Linked DNA regions of Homo sapiens: region 1 is linked to region 2. Evidence: read pairs that join two places in POLR2A ChIA-PET (ENCODE). Cell type or tissue: MCF 10A. All regions are shown on one strand. Each heading gives the region's core, and the rest is flanking DNA. Links, peaks and the distances in the headings are about the cores only.

The links. Peaks named below come from ENCODE experiments on the same cell type or tissue, not always from the same donor. Only the 100,000 strongest peaks of a DNase experiment are listed, where the experiment ranks them.
Region 1: POLR2A ChIA-PET joins it to region 2 with 10 read pairs; 4 of 35 experiments call an interaction of 5 or more read pairs at or near these places.

The regions. Positions count from the first base shown.
Region 1 is chr2:152,442,942-152,448,324 of GRCh38, forward strand. All of the region lies in intron 1 of FMNL2 (formin like 2), which reads left to right. Among named protein-coding and RNA genes, the nearest start is that of FMNL2, 110 kb to the left of the region's middle. In MCF 10A, for the core only: no CTCF peak of the experiment used is centred there; a DNase peak (open chromatin) is centred at 3,040.
Region 2 is chr2:152,504,675-152,510,057 of GRCh38, forward strand. The region is part of intron 1 of FMNL2 (formin like 2); the gene reads left to right. Among named protein-coding and RNA genes, the nearest start is that of FMNL2, 170 kb to the left of the region's middle. In MCF 10A, for the core only: no CTCF peak of the experiment used is centred there; DNase peaks (open chromatin) are centred at 987, 2,387 and 3,937.

The DNA of each region.
Region 1 (5,383 bases), core at 267-5,266, 62 kb before region 2:
CTGAAGATCATACTCATTTAGAGGGATCGCTCGGGCCGCAGCAGGAATGAATGGGCATTTGTGGGTGGTTGGGCAGGACAGGAGCAGGGCAAATGACCTGAAAAATGTATCACTATTTCAGGTAAGAAATAATGATGGAGAAAAGTGAGTCTGTCCAGAGATACTTATAGACGGTAGTTGATTAGAGACGAGAAACGAAGGAGGTGAAGCCGGGGTTTCTGGCATGGGGAACCAGATGGGTGGTGGTGCCATTCACTGAAATAGGGAGCACTCAATGAGCAGATTTTCTGAGAGAGGTCAGGAAGCAGGATAGTGATGTGATGGTGTGTGTGGAGACCTGCAAGTCTGTCGGTGCACTAGCCTTCACTTCAGTGGGGAGAGGCTTCTACCACTTTGGGAACCATCAGTTTGGGATTGATAGTTAACCCATTGGAGTAGATGGGATTAGCTAGGAAGGTAGGTGAGAAGAGCACCTGGGACAGAATGCAAAGGGTCACAACTCATTAAGGGAAGCTAGAGGAAGAGGAGAAGGAATTGTTAGAGAGGGTCACAACACCAGAAGTGTACAGTGCTATTGTGGAGACCAAGAGGAAGATGTGTTTAGAAGGGAGGAGAGTAGAGCTGGGCGTGGTGGCTCACGCCTATAATCCTAGCACTCTGGGAGGCTGAGGTGGGCGGATCACTTGAGGTCAGGAGTTCAAGACCAGGCTAACCAACACAGTGAAACCCCGTCTCTACGAAAAATACAAAAGTTAGCCGGGCGTGGTGGCCGGCATCTGTAATCCCAGGTACTTGGGAAGCTGAGGCAGGAGAATTGCTTGAACCCGGGAGGCAGAGGATGGAGTGACCCAAGATCACATCATTGCACTCCAGCCTCGGCAACAGAGCGAGAGACTCCATCCAAAAAGAAAAAAAGAAAAAAAAGGAGAGGAGAGAAACAGCATCAGTTGCTGCTGGGGAATGCCAGGAAATTAAGTACTAAAGAGGGTTCAGTTGAGTTCACAACATGGAAGTCCGTCGTGCATTCACACAGTGCTGACTCAGCCTGCTTTGGGCCAGGCTCTACGCTAGACACTGAGGGTTCAACCATGACTGAGATTTTCTTCCAGTGGCTTGGAAGAAGCAGAAGGCAGCCAGCAATGGGTTAGGAGGGTCAGGACAGAAACTGACTATTTAAGCAGTAAGTTCCAGAAGACTGGAAGGAGAGAGGGCAGCCGAGTAGAGGGTGGGGTAGCTGGGGGATTTTCACGATGATGATGATGATGGAAGAGACTTGAGAGTGTTTAAATGTAATAGGAAGATTCAGAGGGAGAGACTGAAGATTTGGAAGGGAGAGAAAAGCTGGATAGAGGCATGTCCATGGGAGTATGGGATGGGAAGGAGACCACCGCCCAGACCCTGCATGGGTGGTCTGCATGACTATCCCACAAGAACCAGCTTGATATTTAGTCTGATTTGAGGGTGCTTAAAGGCCCCATTCGGGTTTGCCTCACTTAGGTGCCACATAGCCTTAATTTCCAGCATGAAAGATTTATTCCTTTGGACTACTTTCATTTAGAGATATGCAAGATATTCCTGGGGCAGGCAGGATAACACATTACAGAAATAGACTCTAACGAGCAAGTAAATACTTAGCTCCCCTTTATCCTAATGGGAGGTAGTGAGCTTGCGTGCTCAGGAGGAAGAGACTGAATCCTGGAGTCTGTCCTAGCCTGCCTAGTTTCAGTTCTGATTTAGTGGAGACAAAAGGCCCTGTATGATTTTAACATAGTTGTGGCAGCTGTTTCCTTGAGATCAGTTCAATAATGGTATTAAAATATGATAGAGTCGATTGAATGTTCAGCAAGCCTATGGGTAACTCAGTGTCCCCTGCTCCACCATGTGTGAGGTTACAAATGAGGTCATATGACCATCAATATTAAAATGTTGCCAGTAATTGCGCCCACTTAGTTGGTAGGCAGGATCTCAGTCCTCTTCATGACCCCTCTTGATTCTCTCTGAGGGCATCATACATGGTTCACAAACAGTTCTGTCGTTCTCCTCTGGCAAAGCCAGTTGGGGGAGGTATCTTGCTGTTGGCACTGTGGTTTTCCATAAAGATGGAAAGCATCTGCCCAGGAGTCTCCTTGAATCCCAAGTTGCAGAACTTTCAAAGAGCCAGTTTGTGCTGATACTATTGATCCTGACTACATCAGAGTCTCAATTCTTTAAAGAAATGGAGTCTTTTACACTCCAGTCTGTGTTTCACCTGTGTGGCTAACGTGGGCAACAGTGTCTTCTTCTTCCACTGTCTTCCCCAATTCTGTGATGCTTTTCCCTGTGGAAACTGAGTCATGCAGTGGACACCTGGGAAACGCCCTTGAGATTCTGCCAAAGTAAGAATCTCACTTTTGGTGAGTACTCCCCTCCTCCCAGAATAAGAGAAGCCTTGTATTCTGTAAATTAAACTTCAGTTTAAATGTCCTAGACCACTATTGTCCAATGGAACATTTTATAATCTGTGCCGAGTAACCACTAGCTGCTGAGTTAGTGAGTGTTGAAATGTGGCTAGTGTCACTGGGGAACTGAATTTTAAATTTTACTTAATTTTAATTACTTTAGAGTTTAATAGTCACAGGTGGTTAGACAGTGTAGCTCTAGACCAGTGGTTTCGAAATTTTATCATGCATCAGAATCAACTGGAGGACTTGTTAAAACATAGATTGCTGGGCCCTGTCCTCCCCAAAGTTTCTGATTCAGTTGGTCTGGATCAGGGGTTGAAAATCTACATTTCTTACAAGTTCCCAGGTGATGCTGCTAGCCTGGAGGAAGCCACATTTGGGAATCACCACTGTAGACTTTGTTCTAGTATTTAATTAATATGCTAACTCACACAGATAGAATTGCCATCAGCCAGTCGTCAGGGTTCCGGGTCAGCTGGTTGACAAGCAGCCTAGTACCTCCCCTCCTTTCCCATCCCTAAACCACACTGGCTTCTTTTTTCCAAAAACATTACAGCTCATCTTTAAGGGTGATTCATGATACTTTCTAAACAGCCACAGTAGCTGAAACATTGGACTACTGGGGAAATTCCAGCCTTGAACAGACTTTGGTTTTCATTCCAGTTTTACTAATTTGTTCTCTAATCTTACAAGAAATTAGACCATGTGTGTGGCGCATGTAGGCTGTGAGTAATTTTATCTTTGCCAAGCTCATACTTGGCATTATAGTCAGTGATTTCTGTGTCCATGCTGGCTAGCCTGGGCTCAGAGGGACTGTCCCTAAAATCATTTTTTAATGAGTAGCTTTTTAACCCAATGGCAAAATCATTTTTAATACTTACAAATACGGTCTAATAAATATTTTTTTTAGAATAACAGAGCACTGTCTTATGGGTGATTGTTTATACAAGGTCTTTCTCAAAAGCATATTGGAATATTTACAGATGAAATGACATGCTGTCTGAGATTCACTTTAAAGGCCTGGTTGGGGGATGGTAGCTGAAACCAGATTGCAAAATGTTGATGATTGTTGAAGTATACATGGAGGTGCAGTATACTATTCTTTCAACTTTTGTGATTGTTTGAAATTTTACATAATAGGTTAAAAAAAAAGCATGCTCTTAGAGAAACTAAATACAGCATCTTTGTGAAGTACCAGGTAAATAATTGACATTAAAAATGAAAAGTAGTTTGTTGGTTTTGTTTTAGGGAATTCAACTGGATAAAGAATGTAATGGATGATCTAAAGGAAATGGAAGAGAATAGCAATTGTGTAAATGTAATACATTATAGACCATTGTTAAGGAAGAATCTGCAGATATGCAAAGGACTTCGTATGTGTGTATGGTGTTTAAGTAGGGGAAATACACCCCTACTGATTTTTCTGTATACCATTATAGATATCTCTTCTTAACAGTTCGCAACACAACTGGTGCTCACTGTGATGTGTCAAAGTTTTATTTGATTTGGACAAAGGCAAAGATTTTATAAATTTAATAAAGAGGCAGGAAGGAGGGAAGGAAGTGGTAAGTCATACCACTGGAGTTCATAGGCAGCTAAACTTTTCTGGGTGGCCCAGTTTAGATTTTTTTAGTAAAGAGATGATATTTACCCTGAAAGAGAAGAGTTTAAAAAAAAGAGACTTTGTCAATCTTCTAAAGGTTGTGTGAATAAACTCACTTTTTTTTTTTTTGGAGACAAGTTTCTTACTTTGTTGCCCAGGCTGTAGGGTAGAGTGGTGAGATAATAGCTCACTGCAGCCTTGATCTCCCAGGTTCTAGCAATCCTGCTGCCTCAGCTTCTCCAGTAGTCGGGATTATAGGCATGCACCACCACACCTGGCTAATTTTTAAAAAGTTTTTACAGAGATGAAGTCTCACTGTGTTGCCCAGGCCGATCTTGAACTCCTGAGCTCAAGCCATCCTCCCACCTTGGCTTCCCAAAGTTTTGGGATTATTGGTGTGAGTCACTGTGGTCAGCCATCAACTTATTTTTGATTTAGAAAATAATCTCAGATTTTCTTCAGCTAGATGGTAATTGAAGTTGAGTATTTTAAATTTCTTTGACAATTACAGGAAGCAAAGAAGTGGTTTTATTAAATAGCAGTGAGCTTCATGCCATTTTACAGTATGTAACCGAGACCCATGTTTTCCTTTTGATGTAGTCAATTTGTTACCATCTTTTTCCACTTTGAAATGTCTCTTTAAATGCATTTTCACCCCATTTCTATCTTACATCACCTTCACCCCCTAGTGCAATCCCTACCTCCCTCTGCCTGGATTACTGCTGCTAATAACTTCCTTACTGGATAGTCTTCCCTCAAGAAGTGTCCTTTCCCTTCCCTTTCCTCCAGTGATTTTCCTTTTCTTTGACTGTCGTTTGGACCAAACGACTTAGCATCCATTTGTTCTTCCTTGTGTGTAGCTTTTTGTTTGCCAGTTACATAAAAAGTATGCCTGTGTATTACCATATGATATGACAGTAGGTATATAACAGTGCTGGTCTTCAGTTGAAAATATTTATAAAATGTAACAAGACCACTAGTCTCTTTAGTTTTTAATACTTAACTGTAATTTGATAGAGAATAAATTTTCCAAAGGTGGCATCTTCATTGATGTATTACTCACAAGCCTGCAGGTTGAACTCATGGTCATAGATGAGTTTCCACATGTTTTCTCCTATACCCATTGAATTCGTCAAAACATACCTGACTGTATGTGTAAGGGAGCTGCTTAAAGATTTTGGCAGTATAGGTTTTTGCACCTAGCATTTGCTGATTTCTTAAAAAAAAAAAAACACATAATAACAGAAGGCTATTCTGTATCTATTTCAGCACTGCTGAGTGTTTAAGTATTTATTGCTTAATTTTAAATTTTTGGATAAAAGTATTGGATAAAAGTTGC
Region 2 (5,383 bases), core at 179-5,178:
TCTATCTCTTATGCACTGAGGCACTTGTTTATCAGTAGACCTAAGAAATTATGTACATACGGATCTCATCTCAGAGGCTTGTAAGAGATGTAGATTCCTGGGCCCAGATCTCAGAATTCCTGAATCATTACTGTCAGGCGGGGGCTTAGGAATGTGCATATCTGTGTATTAATACTCTGAAGACACTCAGAGTTCTAGAAGGTGAATGCTGTCATTCATGTTCATCTTAGGCCTTAAATGTAGAAAATACTGACGTGTAAGGAAAAGCAAAGGTGAAACCAGCAAGTTAATTTTGTCTTGAAATGCCATCACATTTAAAGCACAGTTCTTCAGAAATCAAGTTAGAGGGATATTGCATGATATTTCCCTCTGTTTATCTAAAGTTATTTGTAGTATTTCTGTCCTGTGTATGTTATGAAAAGTCACACACGAGTCTGCTCATTCTTTGAGAGTCTATATTTACTAAGTCAGAAGATTTTTTTTTTTAAACCCTGAAGCATGAGAGATTTTGTGAGAAAGAAAATCTTTGCACCTTCCATTTTTAGAGAAAGGAATAGTAGAGAGTCAAGTGTGAAAACCAGCCACTGGGTTTCTTGGGAAGAAAAAATATAGTGTTAATGAGTAAGAAATGTTGTTTTGTATGAAGAAAGATATTAAAATTTATCTAAGGGCAGGTTGAGTTACAAGGAAAAAAATGGATAGAATTAGAAACAATTCCAACTGTGACTATTTTAAAATGAAATATTAAATTTGTTACAATTGAACAAAGGAGAATTTAGAATTAATGAATTGCTTTTCTTGTAATATTTTCTTTACTCATTTCTTCTTATTTCTTTAAATAAGGAAACCCAAGTCATTACTTGGCTTATTATTACAGGTTATCAACAACTTAGTAAAACGTGCATGAAATCTGTAAGGTACAGAGCCTAATTCGTCAGTAGCTTTGGCAGCTAGATGTGCTGATTCACTGTCTACCCATTGTGACTTCAGAGTCACAGGACTGTGGGTTAGAAGAAGGATACTAAGGGTCATCGGGCTCCAGCCGGCTCCAGCCGTGTCTTCGAGTGTCTGATAATGAGTTATTTAAAAAACTGAAACCCAGAATCACACCTCTCGTTCTTGCTTAGCTAGTAATACAAGCAGACATTCATACCTTGATTTCTTCAACATGTAATTGGCTTGTAAATCAGGGCGGCCATATAATTGATCATCCAGATTGGAGTACTTTTCGAGTGAAAGGGGGCATTGTTAATAATTATGCCAGGACAGCAGGCATTTTAGATTTGTACTCTATCACAAAGCTAAGTTCTAGCAAATGGTTTTGAAACCGTGTTTAGTCTGAAAGATTTCTTTAGAAGTTACATGTGAAAAAAACTTACCTAGATTGAAGTTTATTTGCCAAGGTAACTAGGGTGCTGCGTACTATGTGATAGCCTGGTTACATGGAACCCCTAGGGAAATATCTCGTTTTTATGATAAAAATTTCTTTAGTTGAAAAATTTGTGCATTTATTTCTCAAATCAATGTCCAACTGTTTTAATAATTTCTCATATGCAGCTTAAGATTAAAATTCTTCATAGAGGGCCTTTTATTTTAGAATATGGTCTTTCCTTGGTATCTATGGAGGACTGATTCTGGGACCCCCTCCCCATGGATACCAAAATCAATGAATGCTCAAGTCCCTGATAGAATGTATTTGCCTAAAACCTATGCATATCCTCCCTTATACTTTAAATCATGTCTAGATTACTTATAATACCTGATATAGTATAAATGTTATGTAAATAGTTGTTATACTATATTGTTTAGCGAATAGTGGCAAGAAAGTCTGTACATGTTCAGTACAGATGCATTTTTTTTCAAATATTTTTGATCCATGGTTGGTTGAATCCACAGATGTGGAACCCATGGACACGGAAAATGTACTGTGCTGCGGGAAAGTAGTAATATCAGGTGTGATGGGGGTGGAGGTAGATAGTATCTAGACTAGAGGTTTCCAAACTTTTTCAGTCATAGCATCTTTAGTGTCTCAAAAATTTTCATGGTGCCTCCTAGACCAAAAGAAAAACCTAACCATTCCATTTATTAAGTACTTAGGTCTAAACAACTATTTATGTTCTACTAATTTAGTGGCTGTTTGAGAAAATATTACATATAAATTGTGAGGAAAAAACTCATTTTATTCTTCTAAAAGCATAATTACTTATCAATATGTGTGTAGCTATGGGGCACTGCACAGCTTTCACACGTTGAATTCAGATTGTGCACACACTTCCTTTCCTGTTCAGTTTTCATTTTCTCTTGTTACTTGCTTTTATCACAGCAACTGCTAAAAAAACAGTTTCGCAAAGGTAAGATGTTATGGAAAGGAAATGTTGCGTGACTCAGGGTAGAAACTTGAACCACCTCAGGCTAGTGGCTTGTGCGGTCTCTGATTTTGAGTCTTGTTGCTTCCTTTGGAAATAATCCCATAGCTTCCATTCATTTCACTGTAGTGCTTGGGGGTGCCTTGGCACTCAATTTGAGAACCACAGATCTAGACATTTCTATTTAGTTCATTATTTGGCTGTTAGCTAAACATCCATTGTGTTTATGGCACCAGAAATTTTTATGTCTGTGTGTGAGAAGCTCTCAAAGCCATTATGTTAAAGAAACTAAGATGCTCCAGCACTTTACCCCTCCCTTCTTTGAATTAGGTTGTATCATATTCTGGTACTGAATAGCTAAAGTTTATTGAACACTTATGTCAGGCACTGAGCTTGATGAAACACTTTGCATGTGTTCTCTCATTTTCTTTTTGATTTTCATAACAATCCTGCTATATAAAGCTTCTTCTATCAGGCTCCTCCTGAAATCCGCTTGGAGTAGATACTGTCCTTATTTTACAGATGAGGAGACTAAAGTTCAAGTAATTTAAGTGATTTGCCTATGAACATCGAGCAAGTAGTTTCAGTTCTGTGATATAAACTTAAATTTTCTTATTTTACCTGAAGACTAGAATCTTTGTCTGCAGCCACAGCCTCTTCTGTGGACACTGTGCTACCGTCCATGTGTCTACTACTGTTTTGATAGGTACTTTTTGTGTTTCGTGGTGGTCCTAACAGGGAGATCTTTTTGTTCTCATTTTCAAATAGAAACACCGAGACTCAGAGAAATTTAGTTACTTGCCAGAGTGAACAGCTAGTAATTGGAATTTGAACCCAGGTATGAGTAATTCCAAAGGTTGTAATTGTAATTTATTGTGATGACCAGAAGACGTTTTCTAAAATTCTGGAGTTATTTCAGAGTCATTAAAGAAAGATTAAGTTACGATAATATGGCTTTTGTGTTAATTTGATAAATCGTATTCACTTAGAAATCATGCATGGTATGTGTGGCACCTCTCTATTAAACAGTGTGCCTGTTGCCCAACCATGTGCAATAACAGAGAATATATTGTGCTTATCATTTATAAATATATGTATAGAAGAGAGAGACAATGAATGGACCTATTTGTCAGTGGGCAGCTGACTGGGATGGAACACTGCAGCAACGCTGAAACGACAGACCCCCGAGATAGGATGGTGTGTGGAGGATCAGATTTTAAAGGCTTGTTTAGGGAGGTGTGTAAGTGCTAAGTAGTTTCTCAAGTTGAAAATTAGGAATCTCTTGATCCTGTCACTTCTCTATAAAACCTAATAATCAAACAGGGATTCATTTGCACTTGGAGTTGCATTTCCCTCTGGAAGAAGACAGATCTAAATCAGAGGTATGCTTCAAGTTGGCAAACACTTTGGGTGGGAAGCAACATTAGGTACTGGATGAAGTGCGTTGCATTAGCCCTGGGCTCCTTAGGACTTGAGGTGTAATTTGCAGAAGGATAGATTGGTTCATGTGAGTTAGCTATGGTTCATCTCTTGAGTGATGGGGGCGGAGTTGTTATAGAATGTAAGAATGCAAAGATTGAATGGTCAATGTGGTATTTTGGCATTCTTCCAAATCCTTGTAGCTCTTTTGGAGAAGCATAACACTGCTTTGTAGGAAAGAGAAAAGTGTTTACATCCAGAACATATTGAGTGGGTGTACTGAGTTCAGCAGCCAGGGTCGTGTCCCCCAGGCCTACTGTTGTGGTTTACCCAGCTGAGACGCACAGAGGGTCAATACAGTCAGATTTCTGCATCCTGCCACCCCCCGCCCATTTTCATCTCTGTCTTGCATGCATGCTTGCTTTTTCCTTTTTCTTGCCCACAACCAAGTCCAGCACTTAAAATGGAATAGTGCACACTCTAGGGCCTGCTTCCCAGAAATTCTTTGTCTGTAAATGTAGGTGTGCGCCCACCCTGGAAAATGCTTTCTTCTTATTGCCTTGCTTGGTGCATGCAGTGCACATGTCACCATGCTTCCTTGTTTTAGGCTGAAACCAGACCACACACTTGGGTAGCACTTTACACCTAGAATGTACCACTGTGGTGTGAGAATATAAAACCAGGCATAACTCAAATGACATGGATTTTATTTCACATGAACCTTTTTATCTCCAAATAGACAAACATTGAAAACCTTATGCCCCAACAAGAAAGAGGTACTTCTTATTGAGGTATCTAAGGGTACCTGTTTATAATATGATTTAGTTCAGCCATATTTAATAAATAATCTATTATTTAATGTTATAGTTGTTGTGCATTGTATGTATAAATTCTAAATTTCCATGTACCACACATCAGAATTAATTTTATTATGGGATTTTTTTTTTTTGCTCAACTCATAACTGTTAGATGTGTATTGTGTATCTGTCCATGTTCTGAGTATTATAGAAAGCATCCAAATATGCCAGAGAACTTTCCCTCTCATTGGATAAAAAGTGTACACATGTGAAATGGCAACCAATACGGTCACATTTGGTCCCTTGAACAAGTGCTATTAGAGATAATACAAAGAAAAGGTCACCCCAAACATGGTATATAGAAGACTCAGGTCTTGGGTTGAGATGTAAGTTTGATGGAGAGAAGGTGAGTGGGATGGTAGGAGAGGCAGGTCAGGTCCAGGCCTGGAGTATAAGAGAAGGTATATCTGTACTCTGGACCTTTTTTTTTTTTTTTTTTTTTTTTTTGAGAGAGGGTCTTCCTCTGTTGCCCAGGCTGGAGTGCAGTGGCACAATCATGGGTCAATGCAGCCTCGAGCTCATGGCTCAAGTGATCCTCCTGCCCCAGCCTCCTGAGTAGCTGGGACTATAAGCACATGCAGCCACACCTGGCCAATTAAAAAAGTTTCTCTTTGTAGAGATGGGATCTCACTATGTTGCCCAGGCTGGTCTCCAACTCCTGGGCCCAAATGATCCTCCCACCTTAGCCTTCCAAAGTACTGGGATTATAGGCATGAGCCATGATGCTCGGCCTATCTGGAG